Linked DNA regions of Homo sapiens: regions 1, 2, 3 and 5 are each linked to region 4. Evidence: chromatin contacts called from ENCODE Hi-C or POLR2A ChIA-PET data. All regions are on one chromosome and are shown on one strand. Each heading gives the region's core, a stretch centred on a gene start or an enhancer-like site at or near the end of the contact. The rest is flanking DNA. Distances are from core to core; before and after follow the strand shown.

What was found. A loop is a pair of places that touch in the nucleus more often than their neighbours do. ChIA-PET counts read pairs that join two places held with the same protein, here RNA polymerase II (POLR2A). Pooled maps may share reads with other maps.
Region 1: a loop to region 4 is called in a map of ovary, with 6 times the contacts of the local background. The contact joins the enhancer-like site here to the promoter of NR2F2-AS1 in region 4. A Hi-C loop is called at or near these places in 15 of 168 maps with a recorded cell type or tissue (Calu3, aorta, cardiac septum and 8 more) and 13 of 50 pooled maps. POLR2A ChIA-PET finds 5 or more read pairs at or near these places in 2 of 52 experiments (AG04449 and HEK293).
Region 2: a map of A673 shows a loop between it and region 4 (2.9-fold over the local background). The contact joins the enhancer-like site here to the promoter of NR2F2-AS1 in region 4. A Hi-C loop is called at or near these places in 12 of 168 maps with a recorded cell type or tissue (A673, aorta, ascending aorta and 7 more) and 16 of 50 pooled maps. POLR2A ChIA-PET finds 5 or more read pairs at or near these places in 2 of 52 experiments (GM12878 and PC-3).
Region 3: a loop to region 4 is called in a pooled map, with 3 times the contacts of the local background. The contact joins the enhancer-like site here to the promoter of NR2F2-AS1 in region 4. A Hi-C loop is called at or near these places in 1 of 168 maps with a recorded cell type or tissue (IMR-90) and 7 of 50 pooled maps. POLR2A ChIA-PET finds 5 or more read pairs at or near these places in 2 of 52 experiments (AG04450 and BJ).
Region 5: a map of PC-3 shows a loop between it and region 4 (9-fold over the local background). The contact joins the enhancer-like site here to the promoter of NR2F2-AS1 in region 4. A Hi-C loop is called at or near these places in 10 of 168 maps with a recorded cell type or tissue (HCT116, IMR-90, MCF 10A and 7 more) and 6 of 50 pooled maps. POLR2A ChIA-PET finds 5 or more read pairs at or near these places in 4 of 52 experiments (BJ, HEK293, activated T-cell and 1 more).

Annotation. Positions count from the first base shown.
Region 1 is chr15:95,463,276-95,465,975 of GRCh38, reverse strand. All of the region lies in intron 3 of LINC00924 (long intergenic non-protein coding RNA 924), which reads right to left. It overlaps LOC105370993 (a long non-coding RNA gene), which reads left to right. Exons shown (of 3, transcript NR_188326.1): 2 at 1,167-1,256; 3 at 1,590-2,389. Among named protein-coding and RNA genes, the nearest start is that of LINC00924, 32 kb to the right of the region's middle. Within about 2 kb of position 1,260, at least 5 of the 41 ENCODE cell types and tissues checked have a DNase peak (open chromatin) inside an H3K27ac peak, as active enhancers do; they include endothelial cell of umbilical vein and ovary, where a contact is called at or near this core.
Region 2 is chr15:95,603,562-95,606,261 of GRCh38, reverse strand. No RefSeq gene overlaps it. Among named protein-coding and RNA genes, the nearest start is that of LINC00924, 170 kb to the right of the region's middle. Within about 2 kb of position 1,346, at least 4 of the 41 ENCODE cell types and tissues checked have a DNase peak (open chromatin) inside an H3K27ac peak, as active enhancers do; they include A673, PC-3 and endothelial cell of umbilical vein, where a contact is called at or near this core.
Region 3 is chr15:95,667,955-95,670,654 of GRCh38, reverse strand. No RefSeq gene overlaps it. Among named protein-coding and RNA genes, the nearest start is that of LINC00924, 240 kb to the right of the region's middle. Within about 2 kb of position 1,299, at least 5 of the 41 ENCODE cell types and tissues checked have a DNase peak (open chromatin) inside an H3K27ac peak, as active enhancers do.
Region 4 is chr15:96,325,708-96,328,407 of GRCh38, reverse strand. It overlaps NR2F2-AS1 (NR2F2 antisense RNA 1), which reads left to right and starts at 1,290. Exons shown (of 5, transcript NR_125738.1): 1 at 1,290-1,452. It also overlaps a transcript of NR2F2 not described here.
Region 5 is chr15:95,556,350-95,559,049 of GRCh38, reverse strand. No RefSeq gene overlaps it. Among named protein-coding and RNA genes, the nearest start is that of LINC00924, 120 kb to the right of the region's middle. RefSeq lists an enhancer at 1,156-1,450. Within about 2 kb of position 1,354, at least 9 of the 41 ENCODE cell types and tissues checked have a DNase peak (open chromatin) inside an H3K27ac peak, as active enhancers do; they include HCT116, PC-3, PC-9 and 3 more, where a contact is called at or near this core.

The DNA.
Region 1 (2,700 bases), core at 11-2,510, 860 kb after region 4:
AAAAATGCAAAAAATTAGCTGGGCGTGGTGGCGGGCGCCTGTAGTCCCAGCTACTCGGGAGGCTGAGGCAGGAGAATCGCTTGAACCCAGGAGGCAGAGGTTGCAGTGAGCTGAGATCACACCACTGCACTCCAGCCTGGGCAAAGGAGCGAGACTCTGTCTCAAAAAAAAAAAAAAGAAAAGAAATGCATAAATGTATATTGGTCTTTAAATAACCTTGTCTGGCTACTATCTAATATTGATCCATATAAACCTAAATGTATCTTCTCTTTTCCCAAACCCAAAGGATAGAAAAAGTAAAAATAAGGTAGCTTAAAAATACATTCACATTTCTTTATTGGCAACCGCTTCAGTCAAAACCCAGGTATAATTTTTCTCCTAATCACAAAGTGTCACTAATGACATTTTACAAATATATTGACTGTATTTTCTTGAGAGCTGTTTATAAAGTGGATACAATGGTTCATCCTGGTATTTGGCCACCTTTGTTACTTAGCAGGATTGACTGGAGATTGGATCTGCCCAGGTCTCCTGTAATCTGTCCTTTAGATGAGAGGGAATCGGAAAACCCGGACGCTACCAAAAATGTGAATTCAAGTGAAAAGAAAACATGTCCTAGCTTTTGAAGACCCTGAAGTAGTTGAAAAAAGATGATGGGTGTTTTTGACTCTAAAGCTCATTCTAAGGCAGGGAAGAAAAAAAAAACAGCAGATCTCTTTGCTTTTTCCAAAGAACGCTTTTGAGAAATGTGGCATTCCACAGAAGAACACAAAACAGCTAAAGCTTTTAGATGGAATTAAAATAATTGCTGACATTATTTAGAGCTAAACTACAGGCAAAGAAAACATTGAATGACCCAAAATCATGTATGTGGCATTAAAAATATATATATATTGAAATGGGGAAAACAGATTCAGAAGAAATGATTTGTAAGGATGTGGTTAAAACTATTTATATCCTGGGTTCTATTTGTTTTACAGCTAGTGCTGCACGGACAGCATGAAAGGTTATCTTTGACAAGGTTTTAGCTATTATTTTCTTCCAGTGAAATGGTATTTCTTGAGAAAAAAAGGTCTTTGGAACAAAATAACAATAAATCCTGATTTAGATACATAAACCTGCCATTGATATCACATAATATCAGTGTTCTTTCTCACTCGATACAGGCGTTTTAAAGATAAATGGTAAAACTGAACTGGAAATCCATCTGGCCGGCTGCCTGCTCTAATGAATAACCCCACTTTGGCTCGTGCAATGTAAGCAGAAAGTTCTCTCCCGGCCTCTTTCGTCTGTCATGAATCTACAAGACAGCCGACATAATATCTGGGCGACAACAGTGCGCTAACAGTGCAGTGACTTCCATTTTCTTTGCTTTCTATTGATTTTCACTTAATAACTGGCGAAATACTAAACGTCCGCCCTGAGTACCTAATAAATCCTGCCTGAGCTTTTTATTGAGGAGAATTTAATAAAAACAACCATTGCGGCTGAGGGATTTTTCTTTTGGACAGAACATAGGGGTAGGGGACAGCGAGGTTGGGGCAAGAGGTAGCCATTTGATTTTTTTTTTTTTTTTCTTTTCCAAACAGGACTTCTTCCCTTTGGAATGCAAGTGCGGTGGCAGTGTCAAGGATGCCTGTGTGTTTGCAGCAGGTTCCTTCCAGAAGCAGCTGCAAGTGCCACCTCCAGGCCATCTGGCCAATGTGAGGAAAGGAGGCTGCAAGGGCTTGGCAAAAACAACTTTCTGTTCCTCTGGTATCCCCTGATAACTGATTTCAAGTTATGGCCAAGGACTGCCTTATCGCCGTCAGTGGCTGTCAAAAATTTATAAGTATATTCATTTCCCTATTCAACTTAATTGGTATTTTGGGTATGACACTAGAAAAGCAAGTTAGACTTGCCTGTTGGAGTCCAAGGATACCTCCAACAAAATTCTAGACAATAAAAGAAAGGGTAAGTGTCTGAGGGGAGGGGGCACTTACAAATTATTCCATTTAATGCTAATTCGAGGCTTCCAGATTCATTTTGGGAAAATCAAAGAGCAAGAGCTGTATGCATGGCTTTTTAAAACACAAAGAAAATTGGGAAGCATGGGCTTCCCAATTTTCCTGCGCATAAACTTCTAGAACAATTTCTATTGTTGATACTTTAAAAAAAATCTTTTTCTTTTCTGTGATGTGGTCTTTTAAACTCATACCACAACTTATGGCTCCCTCTACTTCCTATATTTTAATTGATCTTGAGGTTATTTTCAAGTCACTGGGCTTAATGAACAAATATTTTAGAATTTCTTCCTTTATATACACTCATTTCTGTCTCAATAAAATGTCTAATCAGGAATTCACTTGTGTAGAAAATAAAAAATAGAAGTACATACCCTTCAAGTGAAGTTAGTTGTTTCTGTGATTTTATAAAATCCATGGACCTCAAGTTTGAGTATCATTGTTATAAAAAACACAGCCATTCAAGCCATGCATGGCACAATTACTCATTAACTGGGCAGCTTTTCCTTCAGAACACGGGAATATGGGGACAGAGGCCATGTGATAATGTTGCAGGCTCCATGTCATGGACCAGTATGGAAATCCTAGCTTTTCCTCCTCTGAAATTGGGTTACTTTGTCCATGAAATGGGGATATTCTTGCCGAACTAGCATGATTGACATCATCTCACCAAAATCTCAACAAACGTATGGGTACC
Region 2 (2,700 bases), core at 97-2,596, 720 kb after region 4:
TCTAAGAGTATGAATGCTATAAATAAATGATGGGCAGAATCTCTAGAATATGCTCAACCGTATCTTTGAAAAATATAAATATTAAGAGAGTGGAAAACTCTTTTTAATCAAATGTCTACCCAGGAGAGCCACCTTTCTTAAAACTATTTTTGAAATAGAAAATATGTAGAATTTTTCCTTTTACCATTTTGCTTTTCTGGACAGGAAACTATGATTTTTTGGGGGGAGGAAGAAGGGTTTCTTTGTTTGTTTATTTAGTTGAGAACTGTCTGTCTATATGAGCCCAGTTATATTTGATGCTTCTGCCCAAGGGTCTTTTTGCAGAATAAAACTAGAACAAGCACACCCATTGCATGGATGGCTGCAAGAGAATCTATTTCACATCTCTTGTATCATAAGTGGAAAAGCAAAGTTTCCATTTTATCATTTCTTACTCTATAAATATGGGTTCTGTCATAGCAAATTAAAATCACATTAACTTGTGATATGTTCTAATAAAATCTCTTGGTTAAAAAAATTGTGCATTATATTTTCTCAGAAGCGGTATAATTTACGAGGTTAAAGCAAGCACTCTGGAACCTGATCACCTGGGTTTCTGCCCTAGCTTCGCCATTTACTGTTTGTGTGGCATGGGGAAGTTATTTAACCTCCCTGAGCCTCAGTTTCCACACCTGTGAAAGGAGAGTAAAACCGTAAGGTTGGAAGGAAACTTGAAAGGCATTAATATATATAAAAGAACTTGGAACACTGCTGGGCACCTTTTAAGTTCCAGAAAAGATACAATTATTCCTGTTTTCTAATTGTAAATGACACAACTTTTAATGTTGGCTTTTTTAGTGTTTTGTAGTTTTGAAATTGACAGCAATAATGTAACTAGACTGTGCTGTTTGATTGGAACAGAAAAAAAAAAATCTTAAAATGACATAAGATAAGCCATGTCAAGTCATCTGATTTAATGCCTCTGACCAGAGTCCCCAGGCCCCTTTTGGTATAATCTTAGGCTAATCAAAGCCAGCAAGTCATCAGACCCTTGGATAACTGAAATAAAGTCCTAAATGTGATTTTATGAGATAACATAAAAATGGAAAATTTTTGTTTTTTTTCCTTTTCTTAAAATAATACTGAAGAAAAATAAAGTAACTAGACCATATTTTATTCTTATTTAACCAAAAGATTAGCACAGTGGGTTACTGGTTTTCTTCTACTTTTTTTTTAAATTTTCCATTAAGCAAATTCTTTTAAAACAAATTTGAACTTTTCCCATCCCAGTGATTCCCACGGACAGTTGGCAAAGAATCTTGGATAACTTGCAAAACTGGGATTTTTTCCAGGCATGAGTAACTTGTTAAAAAGCCACTATTTCCTTAATACTAACAGTAAATAGAGTTCACATCCACATAAATCCTCTGTGGCCCACTGGGGAAAGTTTTATATGTAAATGTGTGTGTGTGTATGTGTGTGTGTTTGTGTGTGTTTGTGTGTGTGTGTGTGTGAAATCTTTTTTTAATTCATAAAACACTTGACTCTCAGCATGTCTGTTTATATTTCACTTCTTAAAAATAAATACACACTTTTATGCCAGTTGAGGTTAAAAGGTATCCTTTTTCCAGTTGCCTGCTGTGTGCCAATGATTTTATGATGGATGGGTTTAGAATACCTGGCTAGAATTCTTGAAGAATATTTCCCTTCAATTTCTTCTATTTTTAAAAAAGAGAATAAAACTTAGTTACCATGTAATTAAAATACATGTTTTCATGAAATTTGATTTTATTGGAAAAGCTCAAGTAAATATTTTCAAGACTTACAGGAAAAACAAAATGTGTAATTTTAAATTCAAATAGCAAAATCAGTTTGCTTTTTGAGCATTGGGATGGAGTGTATGGTAACCTTTAGCAGTTACTATGAGTATAAATCTCCATTTTATCCATGGATAATAATAGGATTTTCCCATTTACAAGATTTGTTAAGGGAGACGTGCTTTAAAGTTATTATTGTAAAAGTCTGTTGTGTAGACGTGTTTAATGAGGCAGGCAGAGGTTAAGGGGGACTTTGCAAGACCACGTAATGATACAGCGTGGGTCAGGGACTAGAACTTACAGGGGGCATTTCTGTCCCATATCATTTGCCAGTGCTGCATCTATAGCAGAATGTTCTATAATCCTCTTTATCTGGGTGTTGAACAAGCAAACTTCTCTTGTCTTTGCACTGCTGGACTGGGTATATTTTGATAACAGGCAGTCCCGTGAGATATCTTGCATTTCCTGCTTCCGGTCAGATGTTCCAGAAGAATAACTTCTCTACATATGTTTTTGCATTTTTGATCACGATCCCAGCTGGAATCAGGAAGTTTGGAGGCAGCATGGAAATGGAAACTCGATGAAACTCACAGCAGCATTGTTTTGACTTGCAAAAATATTTAATTTTCTGGTGGTCCGAAAGGGGAAAAAAGTCCGTATCAGCTATTATCTACTTAAAACTATGCTACTACTTCAGTTCCTTATTCAATATACATTTTTATTTAAAAGAATAGGGTCCCTGTTATGTGGGAAAAGATTGCCCAAGGTCAGGTACCTAACCACAGAGAGACCTGAGGTGGGAACTTTTAAAATTCTTAATTGAGGACTTAATTAAAACAACATTAGGCATTACCACTGGCTTCAATTACTTCTTGTGCCCATATAAAACCTAACATCTTATAAC
Region 3 (2,700 bases), core at 50-2,549, 660 kb after region 4:
TTTGGCTTTCTATTATATTCCAGGTACACCTGTGAGCAAGATTGGTAAAGTCCTTGCCCTGAAGGAACCTCCATGTTGGGGTTGGTGAAAGGAATATTAAAGAAACAAATAAACACATAAACAAAGCAATTTTATTTTAGGCTTCTTAACCTTTCTCTACTTCATACATAGGCTTCTTTCTTCCAGCAATCATTTCATCTTAGTGTTTTTTGGGGTTCCCTCTTACTGTCTCTTCTCATTATGCACACTTTTCTATCCTTTCTCATAGTTTCAACAAATCTGTTTAGTCTTGATCTCACCCACAACTCATGTATACAACTGTCCATCCACTGATATCTCTACCTGGTTGTCTGGCAAGCATCAAATTCAAGAAATGTCAAGATAAATTTGTTATATTCTTTCAACTTGCTTCTTCAGGAGGGATCTTCTCAGATGAAAAGTCTACCCTAGCCTAAAAACTACTATATACTCATGGAAAATGCAAATCATTACTCATCATTCCTATGTCTCTAATCTCCCAGAGTACCAAAATAAAGTACTGGTTTTCATCTCTGATCTTCCAGAACAATCCACATTATAAGTACAGTGACTTCTTTATTCTAAAATTTGTAAATAAATAAATGCAACCTCAGGGACATGCATGCACAATGAATCCTTGGAAGCCAAGTTTAAGTCTGGTGTTCCTAACTAATTCTATTCATTTCTGGAAATAGGTATTTACAATAAGATGTTAACATCAGAAATCTTGATTTCTATTTCCCCACACATCTATGTTACAAGTTTCCAGTTAATATCAGGCTCTGAACATCATGGCATCTCACTAAAAACTAGGAATGTACTAGGCCCTTAATAAATATGTGTCCGTTATCTCTTGTGTTTACTTAGAGATCCTGTACCTTGAGGCTGCTGCTGGCCAGTCACTGAGAATGAAACAAAACAATGAGAATGAAAATGAAACTGAGTAACTTGTTTTCTATTTTAACAAAAGGTTTTGAATTTGTGCTGCGAAGTAAAGGATACACGTATGTCTTTGATTAAACATTATGTGATGTATTTTCTGCCCTTACCTCTTGGCTTTGTTATTGTCGAAGATGATTTGAGATCTGTTTTATTTGTTTAACAACTGTTTGGCAATCAAGTGAATCTACTGTATTTTCCACAGCGTAGTCTTTTCCTTTCTTTTTCTTAAAAACCTAACAAAACAAACAACATCAGGGCAGTAGCCTCATGTGTGCTGGCCTGACCTGCTATCCAATCCGATTGGGCACAGGTTTCCATCCTGCTCACCCAGCAACCTGGGATGCAAGTCTACTAGCTGGCTGGGCTCATGTTCCCTCAGCCAGCTGAGTTGCTAGCCTCGGGAAGATGGTATCCTTTTTCAAGACAGAAAGGCAGCTGCTGGAGGCCACGGACCTGGACCTGGAGAAAGGCACACACGGACACCTTAGGTGGCACCCTGTCTATATTGTACCCTAAAACCTCTTCGTTATTTGCAGGAAAACACTTGCAAGGTACAGAGTGAAGTCCAAGCATATTTTATAGAACAGGTTGATTACAGCTATTAGAATCCAATTCCAATCTATATCATCACCTTCTAAAAGCACTCATGTTTTTCCCTCAAAACTTTTGCATGTCGCTTTTATTCTGACCAAGGTGAAATAAATGCCTGATTACTCCCACAAGCCTGAGTCTTCTCCCTCCCTATCCTCTGTCTGTATGCTTTCATCCCTGTCTCTGTTTTTCTGTCCTCTCTCTCCCTCTTTCCTCATACTCCAAAGGAGAAAAGGGCTGAGGAAGAAGATGTGAAACAGGCTTCATTGCCTTTAGCTGCTTCTAGAATGCTAAACCACTAATAATAACAATATTCACCATAACGAAGAAACGGGTCCAAAAAAGACTAAAAAACCTCTAACTCACATTCAGGTTATTTAAACCCCAGCATTTACAGGAGCTCGTTAAGAGAGATGGTGCATGACAACGCTACCCACGAATAAGGATGAGAACTTTAAAAGCATTTCTTTAAACAAGCAGAAAAAAAGAAAAAGAAATGCACCATCCTCAGACCCAGATGCAGGGATTGGGAAGGGGAGCAGTTATTTGCTAAAGGTGTGCCTCTCCACCCCCATTTTGGGGATCTTTGTATACACAATCCAGCCCCAGACAAAAGGAACAGGGCAGCTTTAGAGTCTTCAGAACTGGGGGCTGAGGAGGCGAGGGAAGAGAGGGGCATGATTGATGGAGTTCTGGTTGGCTTATAAAGGGCAGCCGGGAGTGCAGGGAAATAATCAGGGAAAAGGGCGTCCCGTGCTGGCTTTCTCAGAGGGGCGAAATGAATCCTGCTCCTCTGCATTATTAAGTTGTCAGGCGGGCTGATGATGAAAATCTGAAGGTCAGGCATAACAAGAAGCACCTTATGGGGGGGATCACGACCTTTCTGAAAGTGCTACACTCATGTTTATCTGCACCTAACCCTTATCCACAATTCTTCATTTGATAAGAACATTGGGAGAGGGGGAGGCAGGGAGGGGTGTCTCCTCATATGTATAAGCAGTGAGTGAAATTAGGCTTCCCGTGAAACTGATTGTAGAGGCTCAATTCACAGTGAAAGATAATAAACCAAAAGGACACACGAGGGATGCAGGCAGAAATTGTTCGCTACAGTGAAACTCAATAAAGGGAACAAGAGCTTCCCTAAATGAC
Region 4 (2,700 bases), core at 41-2,540:
CCTCCTGAATGAGACTTCCATAGCAGATTACCTTTTACAAACATGGGAAGGAACAATATCGAGGAGGAAGAGCTTCCCCAGTCCACTTAGAGATTTTTGGAATTTGAAGTATGCGTGATGGCCTTAGATTAAAATGGAATAATTTCCCAACCATATCTTAACAAATTGGAGCCTGCTAGGCAAATGATCACAGGGCTGCCATAAAGTCAGGGGTGTTTCACTCTGTATTTTAGGACTCATTCAGTTATGAAATGCTGTTACAAGGGAGAAAAAAAATCACCGTATGAATTATACTTAATTTTAATGCATAGAAGAAGAGACAAGACTACAGACTGAGAAGAAAAAAGGGCAAAAATATTTTTAAATGTCTTCTCCAGAGATGCTCACTTGCTGTGCGTCTAAGGTTAAAAAGCTCTGAGAAGATAAAATCAATATATTATTGTTGTTTTTTAAAAATCCAACTCAGTCTTTTTTTGCAGATGTAAATTTATTATAATGAGAAGAATGGCAAGCTTTAATTTGCCTAGAGAAAGTTGGGACAACATTTGCCCTAATCTAAAAAAGAAAAGAAAGAAACTCAACACCCAGGAATATAATTTTCTTGCAGAAAGTGGCCTGATGGGCTGTATTTCTTTACAGATTGAATCACAATATGAATACAGACCCCAGCAAATGCCGAGTTTAACTCTGAACTCAGTAGAAACCAGTTCCGTCCTCCAGGATTCATTGAATTCCTCCTTTCCCTCAATCTAGTCCGTGTGTGTTTTTCTCTTCCACCACACTGGAGCTCCATGAATAGGGAAAGGGGCTTCCATTGTGTCCCTCTGAACTTCCAAGTCAATGCAATTTTTAACCACTGGCTTGTGGTACTTTGAAAATCACCAGGGGCTGTCAGAGTTAGGTCCTCTGAAAAATTTACAGTGCTAAATCAGAGCATATGCTGGGAGGGAAAAAATTGCTTAAGATTAGAGCAAGTACAGTATCTGTCTGCCCCCTAGTGTAAGAGTCCTCGCTGCCTAAAATTCAACTTTAAAAGAAAAGGAGCTCTTAAAGGGAAACGACTTTGGACTCACGTAGGCATAGGAGAACGAAACTTCTGTACATTTTAATCTGAATAATTCTTCAGGATTTAAAATTAATTGGCTCTGGCTTGGTTGGACCGTACTCGGATCTCGCCACCTCTGCGTTTCCCGAGTCACTGGCGAAGAGGTGATTTTTTTTTTTTTTTGAACTGGGTTTATGTGCGTCCCCCTCACCCCCTCCTCTCTTTTTCTTTCTCTCTGTCTCTGTCGTCTCTCTCGCTGGCTTTTTAAAAATGAGGAACCGCTCCTTGAATGTTCTGGACAGAGCACAGAATTGCTTCTTAAGTCAGCCCGGCGCGGTTGCAATAGACAGCAAAAAGGTAAACGTTTGCCTGAAATCCGCACGCCAGCTCCACCGCCCCGCCCGATGGTGAGTACCCTTCTCGTCGCGATTCTCCTCCTAGCTTAACCGAGCGCTCGCCTACCCGAACCGTGGCCGAGGGCGCCGGGCTAGGCTTTTCTCCCTCCCTGCCTGCCTGGCTGTCAGTTGCACAAGGTTGCAAAATGAAGCGCAGAGGCAAAGCGAACAGTAAATTCTGATACTTAGTGCGAGCCTAGCAGCTCCTTTGCTAGAAAACCGAGTCATCTGCTGCTTGCAAAACCACGCTTTATAGGACTGGTTTTTAGTTTGCTCTGTGGAAGGAAATGAGTTTGAGGAGACAGGACGAGGAGATAGGAGGCTCCGCAGTCTTAACGCTTCGGTTTAATCATATTTTGGCAGCTTTGCAATTGTATTTTCCCCCCTCCCCCTCCACCATCTCTCCTACCACACACATGTAATAAAATATGGCAATGCATTGAATTGACTCTGATCCCCCCTTCCCCGAACCCCTTAAACCACAGTCCTCGGCATTTCATACACGTTAGCAAACCGATATTTTGAAAAGCCCCAAGTCATCCCCAACCCCACACAGCACAAGCAGAAAAGTGAGAAAGGAAAGAGAGAGAGAAAAAATACTGTAAGTAAACATACCAAAACCATATTTGCCTTGTTCAAGGTCCCAAACCGCTTGCATCTTCCTCCTAAACTGGAATAACTCTCCTTTAGTTTGGCGGGTGAAATAAATGCTTTGTTGGCCCCCTGAAAAGATGTGTCTTTGATAATTAAAGAGAATCTCCTCCTCGGTGTTTATCTAAGCGATTGTGCAAACTGATAAAAAGTAGGCACTAGCCTGCAGGGAAAAAGAGGAAAGGTGAAGGGAGAGATCTTCCACCTCAAGGAAGTGCTTCCCCATGTATTAGGCTCTCTCAGCCTTGGAAAACCCTGCACACTAACTTTAGAGAGACAAGGTTTCAGGGAGCTTTGTACATAGCTGCTGAGGAATGCAAGCCTCGCCTTTAAGAAAAAAAACCCCAAACCGTAGGTAGGAGATGTCTGGAGTGATCCTTGTCTCTCATCTCATTCCTTAGAAGGAAGAGTGCGTTGTTACACCTTGTTTGGGGCTGGAAAGACGAGACTTTAAAAACACCCGTCCAATTGAAAAAAATCTCCCAACTTAATGAGTTTAGTCGGAGGCTGGAGCAAACGGCTCAGCCTCAGCAGAAAACCGCCAACAACTATAGGCGATATTGCAAAGCAAGACGACCCAAGGCACAGCCAAATTCCACTGTTTGGGGT
Region 5 (2,700 bases), core at 105-2,604, 770 kb after region 4:
CCTTGGAAGGTTAAACTTCATGAGAGCAGTAGTCCTACCAAGTGTTTTATTATATTAGCAATTATCTTTTACATTCTAGTAAAATCCAGGCCTTTATTCATATTTTTCTCTGTGAAAGGTACAATCAATCAATTATGAAGGTGAAATTATGTTGATGCTGAGGCAGTATGGGGAACCCTAAATAGTTGGAGTACTCAAGTCACAGAAAATCATGAAAATGAAGCTCAAGTGATGGATTAGTGAAGACGATAAGTCCCTCAAATTTGAGTTGCAGCGATAAGGGAATTGAGGGGGAAAAAAAAGCTAAGTAGAAACTCACTTGAAAAATGCACTTAAGTCTTCATGATAAAATTTCAAACTTCTTTTATTACTATTCATTTTTATCTAAAAAATCATGTTAGCATTTAGTCCCAAATTTCCAAGCCTTGTGTTCGTCTTTCTCTGCGATGTTATCAGCTGGAAGGGAAAGCTGGCCGTGAAACTGTTATGTTAAGCACTTTTCCACAAGAACTTATTGCTTTAATAAGTAGGGAAAATGCTCTTAAAGAAAAAGAAATGTCATTCAAGATTCATTAGAGGGAAAAAAATAAAAAAGAAACCCATGTGATCCTCCATCGAATTCAGACTTCCTTACCATGGAATACTGAACATACATACCCTGAGGTCTTAACAAAGAGTAGGAGTAAACAGTTACTCATCACTAGAAAGAGAATTGTATATTCTCCGGGACAATGCACTAAGACAAGAGTACATAGACCAGTGTGTACACCAGGCAGTTATTGCCATGTCCCTGTAGACTGGGGATTCCAAGATAAACAATGCCTCACACAGGTAAGCACTCAATAAATATTTTTTGAAAGGATAGATGAACATTAGAAAGCAGTTTAATGCTCTTTAATAACTATAATCCCCCCTTGTAGATCAAACTCTCATCTTATATGAGCTTATGGCAGAAGCCACAATTACTTTTGCACCAACCTAATACATAGAATTAATTTATATCTATAAGAATTCACATATCAGCATAATCTACTGCCTTAGAACCTCATGCCTCTTTAGGAGTTGTTTTATTGCCATTGTCTTACGGTTTTTACCACTTTTGAAACCAATATGTATTAATAACAATAAAGTCACTTTATGACCTCAATGAAAAGATGTGGATTTTTTTTTTCTGACAAGGTGTTTTTTTCCTAATTAACCTTATTTTTAGAACTTGTTTTAAACACATGTGACTAGACATAATCAGCCTATGGTTAAAAATATAATACTATGATGAGTCATGTGGGTAGCAATGAAAGGGAAAAGAGATGACTCACTTTCCCAGCAGTGAGCATTCCTCTTGTCTTCCTGGTTTCTGGCCACCTCCCTCCACTGCCCCATAAAAACCCTGCCTTAGCTAAAGCTAGGCAATTTTTCTCACCTTCCCTCCGAACCTTGTGCTTAGACTACGAAGTTTGGACACTTTGGCATGAGGCTATTTTAAAGTCTGAATCCGATGTGGTAGGAAAAGCAGGTATAGAAACGGACCCCCTACATCCAGATTACATCTGCGAATGAAACCCAATAATGTTCTCAAGTTCAAAGCAATCGCCCACTCACCCGATGGTCTCTTTGGATGATTGAAAATGGCTTAAGCAAGTACATATGGGCTTAAAGAGCCACTCAAAATAACTGAAAAGCAGGTTGTCCACAGAGAAGCCATGTCACTTCGTTGACAAATAAGCGTGGGCTGAGCTGGCAAGGGGCTTCCCGGGGGCTCCTCACCCGCAGGGGGAGAGGAAACGTCGGGTGAGTGTGGGAATAATAAGTGAGCGCGGCGTCCTCTCTGGTTCTACTATTCTATAAATGTTATATTTGTTAGGCGAGCTCCCTCCCTGACCACCCCCCAAGCAGTTCATAGACAATAAAACACCAGGAATCCCTGAAGAGTGGTAAAATGCTGACATGATTTAAGAAGGAAGACTCTGATAAGAAGATAAAAACCTAATAAACAGAGTCTAGAGAACCTTGGTTCGTCTCAGCCGCTTGCCAGTGTAAGCAAAACCCTCCCAAGGAAAACAAAAGGAGCCTTAATGGTAAGGACATTCCACTCGCAGACCATCTGAAGGAGAAAGTTGAGGCCGTGACCTCTGCAGACTGCAGTTATGAGAGCTCGGACAAAAAAATATTTGATTTGGTTCAAGAAGCAAAATCAGTCACTGGATTTTTTAATATCTTTTTTCTTCAATAAAAAAATAATGTATTTTATGTGTGCTTGAGAGAGAGTTGTGTATACATGGTAAATATTTCTCCCACCCATGTAGTTTTTCTGTTTAGCTTGGTCTTAATTTCTTCTTGGATTTTAACCCCAGGAAAAGGTGGATTCACAGGCCCATTGATTTCCCTTTTTTAATTAACACAAGGCTCCCGAAAGCTCATCTGAAGTTTCACACATGAATCTGCAAATATGTAAAGACGTACATTCTCTCCAAGAACCAGAATGAGAATCTGCAAAGCTGTGAGTTTATTGTTGAAAATTTAGGGAATGCTAAAAGAATATATTAGCATCTTTGAAATCTAGAACAGAGAATTCCTTAGAAAATGCTTAAATGCACATAGGCTCCCAGGCTAGCTAAAAAAAAAAACCTACAAATGGTTGAAATTCTGAGCAATTCTGTTGCAACATCGATAGACATATGTAATAAGAGATATCTGTGAAGT